Regions from separate parts of the Homo sapiens genome. Here region 2 is linked to region 1. A link is an interaction called in ENCODE POLR2A ChIA-PET data of the cell type or tissue named here. Cell type or tissue: PC-3. All regions are shown on one strand.

Region 1 (2,500 bases):
ACACTCCAACTCTTTTTTTTTTTTTTTTTTTTTTTTTTGACAGGGTCTCTCTCTCTGTCACCCAGGCTGGAGTGCATTGGTGTGATCATAGCTCACTGCAGCCTCAACCTCCTGGGTCAAGCAGTCCTCTCACCCCAGCCTCTTGAGTAGCTGGGACCACAGGTGTGCACCACCAAAATCAGCTGATTTTCTTGTAGAGTTGGGGTCTCCTTATGTTGCCCAGGCTAGTCTTGAACTCCTGGGCTCAAGCTATCCTCCTGCCTTAGCCTCCCAAAGTGCTGGGATTACAGGCATGAGCCACCGCGCCCAGCCCACACTCCCAGCTGCTACCAGATACTGACCTTTCCAGGTGTCATTGAGTGTTTGAAGTGAGGATCAGAGCAGGTCATGGTGCAGGAGGCATATTTCAGAATAACCCTGGGGATGGTGATCCTGGTCTTGTAGCCCTAACATCAGGATGGGAAGTGTCACTTGAGCACCTGCTCTATGTCAGACCCTTTACCTCTCTCTTTCTCATCATTCCTGAAACCCGCTCTGGGACTTTGTTTTCCTCCAAACTGGGAGTGCTAACAGCCTCCTCAGGATGCAGGAAGCATGCCGACAGCTCCCAGCAGAGTCTGCTCATGGGTACGCGCTCAGGCATTGCTGGTTCATTTCCTGCCACTCACGAAGCTGGCAAGTGACCTGGGTTCCCTGTTGGACCAGCCTGGGTGGAGTTGAGGGAGGGGGACAAGGCACAGAGCCTGAAACCTCCAGCTGTTCTAAATGTGAGAGCCAGTCTGGCCAGGCTCCATCTTCCACCCCATGCCAGCCTGGGCTGTGTTGAGCCTGTAAACTCACCTCCATGTCTCTTCTCTCTCCAGCAAATGGAAAGGATCCTAAAGAAGGCATCCAAAACCCACAAGCAGAGAGTGGAGGTGAGTCGCCGTGTCCAGTGGGGGAGACTGAGCCATTCAGGGTCCCAGCTGGGCCCAGAGGCTATCAGCTGGCAGAGGGAGCTGTTGGCATGTTGACGAGAAGGGAAGTTTACCTAATAGAAGTGACACTTCCCCAGGGTTATTCAAAGGGGAGCCCAGGGTTCAGGAGTCTGTAAGACCTGGCAGGGTGAGTTTGAGAGGAGGGGGCTCAGGAGAGATAGGATGTGGGAGAGGTGGGGCTGGGCAGTGCCACTTCTCCCCAGTACCCCACTTGGGTCTGCGCTGACACCGGCCTTCTACTCCACCTCCCCAGGACTTCAACAGACACCTGGACACACTCACGGAGCATTACGACATTCCCAAAGTCAGCTGGACGAAGTAGCCGCCTGCCCCCAGTATGGAGCAGCATCGAGGGTTCGCAAAAGGCCACACTGGGGTTGTGTGTGTTTCCTTTGGTATATTCTGGAAACATGGCTACACACACCCTTGCATCTTCTGCTACAGACTGCTTTTCGAAGCTGTGTACCCTCATTCTGGAACTTGATTAAAGTAAGATCGTCCTTGTACTCAGTTTAGGCTTCTTGGCAACATACAGAAGATACACCCTTTTCGTTTGGATGGAAAGTTTCTAAGTTTATCCAGAGGTAAAGCCCATTGTGTGTCTGTGTCATGTAAAAATGTTTTCACCCGAGTTGCATGTAACGCTCTGAGGCCAGCCAGCTGTCTTCTCCTGGATGAGACAGACTCCAGAGGGTAAGGAGCTAGCGCCATGGTGGCCTGCAGTATGCAGAGCCCCGCAGGACCCAGCGTGGGCGCCCTTCCAAGCTTCCTCTAGCTTTGGGCCTATGCTGTCCCCTGCAGGCCCTAGGGAAGCCACTTGCAACTATGCGGCCTTCAGACTTCCTCCTCAGCCACCTGGCCACTGAGACAGCATAGCCTGGGTAACGGAACAGCCACCTAAGGCAAGAATGGAACGGACACACCTTGCTCCTTTCTGAGCCCGTTTCCCAAAACCCCCCTTCCAGGTGCTTCTAATGGGTGTTGCCATAGCAGACGCTGCTAATGCATCACAGCATTCTTTGAAATGGAACCAGACACAGCCTGCCTCTCAATCCTCAGCTGGGGGCTCCTAGCAGCCTCTTGTATTTACTCAGAGTTGACACATCACACAGATCCTGTTTGGCATTCCTACCTTACGGACGTCTCAGGGGTGACAGGACCAGGGCAGAGCCCCGGTACAAACAGACAAGGCTGCAGTCAAATGGGAGGGTCCAGGTGTCCGTGTTGGAGGGCTGGGATCTTGTAGGGCCTGTGCGTCCTGGCTGAGGATCAAACCACATATGTTATTGGGAGAAACGATTTCTGTTGACGTAGATATTGAAAGAATAATGAAGGCAGAAGAGAAAAACGAAGTGTGGAATTTGGGGTTGTCCTGTGTAAATTACACAATAAAGCAAAAGTCAGTTATTGTAAGTCTGAGTGTCTTCTTTTTTTTTTTCCCAGACAGAGTTTCACTCTCTTGCCCAGGCTGGAGTGCAGTGGCATAATCTTGGCTCACTGCAACCTCCACTTCCCAGGTTCAA
Region 2 (2,500 bases), 490 kb after region 1:
AACTCAACCTCTTGAGTAGCTGGGACTACAGGTGCATGCCACCATGCCCAGCTAATTAGAAAAAATTTTTTGTAGAGATGGGGTCTCACTGTGTTGCCCAGGCTGGCCTCCCCTCCCCTTCCCTCCCTTCCCCTCCCCTCTCAACAGGGTCTTGCTCTGGAGTGCAGTGGCATGCTCATGACTCACTGCAGCCTCCACCTCACCAGCTCAAGTGATCTTCCTACCTCAGCTTCCCGAGTAGCTGGGACTACAGAAGCATGCCACCACGCCCAGCTAATTTTTAAAATTTTTTGCAGAGGTGGGGTCTCACTATGTTGCCCATGTTGGTCTCGAACACCCAGGCTCAAGTGATCTACGTGGCTCAGCCTCCCAGAGTGTTGGGATTACAAGTGTGAGCCACCGTGCCCAGCCCGGAAATAAAAGCTTAATACATGCTACAATGGGGATGAAGCTTGAGGACATTATGCTCAATAAGCCACACAAAACAACAAAGTTTGTATGGTTTCGCTTACATGAGATTCCTAAAGTCATCAATTTCATAGAGACAGAAAGTAGAATGGTGCCAGGGGCTAGGCGATGGGGGATGAGGAGTGAGTGTTTAATAGGTTTCAGTTTGGGAAGATGAAAGAGTTTTGGAGATGGTTGGTGGTGATTATGGCAAAACAATGTGAATATAATGCCATAGAACCACACACTTGGCCAGCCACTTGGCAGTGGCTCATGCCTGTAATCCCAGCACTTTGGGAGGCCAAGGTGGGCAGATCACAAGGTCAAGAGATTGAGACTATCCTGGCCAACATGGTGAACCCCCATCTCCACTAAAAATACAAAAATTAGTTGGGCGTGGTGGCGCATGCCTGTAATCCCAGCTACTCGGGTGGCTGAGGCAGGAGAATCACTTGAACCCGGGAGGAGGAGGTTGCAGTGAGCCGAGATCGCGCCACCGCGCTCCAGCCTGGTGACAGAGTGAGACTCTGTCTCAAAAAAAAAAAAAAAAAAAAAGAGCTATACACTTAAAAATGTTTAAAATGGGCTGGGCATGGTGTCTCACGTCTATAATCCCAACTCTTTGGGAAGCTGAGCCAGGTGGATGGCTTGAGCCCAGGAGTTTGAGACCAGCCTGGGCAACATGGCGAAACCCCGTGCCTACTTTAAATATACAAAAAATTAGCCTGGCATGGTGGCGCGCGTGCCTGTAGTCCCAAATACTTTCGAGGCTGAGGTGGGAGGAGTGTTTGAGCCCAGGAAGTCAAGGCTGCAGTGAGTCGTGATTGCACCACTGCGCTCCAGGCTGGGTGATGGGAGTGAAACCCTGTGTCCAAAAAAAAAAAAAAAAAAAAAAAGTAAAGTGATAAATTTAATGTATATTTTACAAAAAAAAATTCTTTTTAAGACAGCAGGTGTAAGAATACCAGCATAAGGCTGGGCACGGTGACTCATGCCTGTAATCCCAGCACTTTGGGAGGCTGAGGTGGGAGGTTCACTTGAGTCCAAGAGTTGGAGACCAGCTTGGCCAACATGGTGAAACCCCTTCTCTACTGAAAATACAAAAATTAGCCAGGCATGGTGGTGGCTGCCTGTGATCCCAGCTACTCGGGAGTCTGAGGCAGGAGGATCGCTTGAACCTGGGAGGCAGAATTTGCAATGAGCTGAGATTGCACCATTGCACTCCAGCCTGGGTGACAGAGTGACACTCTGTTTGAAACAAACAAAAAAAGTTAAAAAAAAAAAAAAAAAAGAATACCAGCATAAGCTCATAGGGATCTTGGGATCAGCTGAGGTCAGAATAGCAATTTCTTTTGTTTCGTGTGTGTGTGTGTGTGTGTGTGTGTGTGTGTGTGTGTGTGTGTGTATGTGTGTGTTTTAGATGGAGTCTTGCTCTGTTGCCCAGGCTGGAGTGCAGTGCAGTGGTGCAATCTCAGCTCACTGCAGCCTCCACCTCCTGAGTTCAAGTGATTCTCCTGTCAGCCTCCTGAGTAGCTGGGATTACAGGCATGCACTACCGTTCCCGGCTAATTTTTGTATTTTTAGGGACGGGGTTTCACCATGTTAGCCAGGCTGGTCTTGAACTCCTGACCTCAAGTGATTTGTCCACCTTGGACTCCCAAAGTGCTGGGATTACAGGTGTGAGCCACCATGCCCGGCCCAGAGTAGCAATTTCAAAGTACTCCCAGGTACAAGCTGGCCCGTCTCACCAAGCCTCAGTCTCCTCTTGACAATGAGACTCCTGATAATAAAAGCCATCACTTGGCTGGGACACTGATGAGGATTTATTAAGTCCTAAATGTGAACTAGTGTCATCATCATTGCCACCTCTCTGGGCATGAAGGAAAGGACTCCCACTCGGCTCTCTATTTTCTCTGTGCAACCTCAGGCATGCGTACAGCCTCTCTGAACCTTGGTTCCTCCTCTGAAACTTACAAACTGCACAGTGTTGGGTGGGCGCTCTGGATTAGGATAGGCTGACCAGAGCATATGGGAGTGAAGCCTGCCCTTGGCA

Evidence for each region. ChIA-PET counts read pairs that join two places held together with the same protein. Peaks named below come from ENCODE experiments on the same cell type or tissue, not always from the same donor. Only the 100,000 strongest peaks of a DNase experiment are listed, where the experiment ranks them.
Region 2: POLR2A ChIA-PET joins it to region 1 with 14 read pairs; 2 of 35 experiments call an interaction of 5 or more read pairs at or near these places.

Annotation. Positions count from the first base shown.
Region 1 is chr19:16,189,657-16,192,156 of GRCh38, forward strand. It overlaps FAM32A (family with sequence similarity 32 member A), which reads left to right. Exons shown (of 4, transcript NM_014077.4): 3 at 864-917; 4 at 1,231-2,390. The coding sequence ends at 1,299. Among named protein-coding and RNA genes, the nearest start is that of FAM32A, 5.5 kb to the left of the region's middle. In PC-3, a CTCF peak has its summit at 1,782 (motif pointing left); no DNase peak of the experiment used is centred here; H3K27ac peaks cover 1,007 bases.
Region 2 is chr19:16,677,447-16,679,946 of GRCh38, forward strand. The region is part of intron 1 of TMEM38A (transmembrane protein 38A); the gene reads left to right. Among named protein-coding and RNA genes, the nearest start is that of TMEM38A, 18 kb to the left of the region's middle. RefSeq lists an enhancer at 2,111-2,500. In PC-3, no CTCF peak of the experiment used is centred here; no DNase peak of the experiment used is centred here.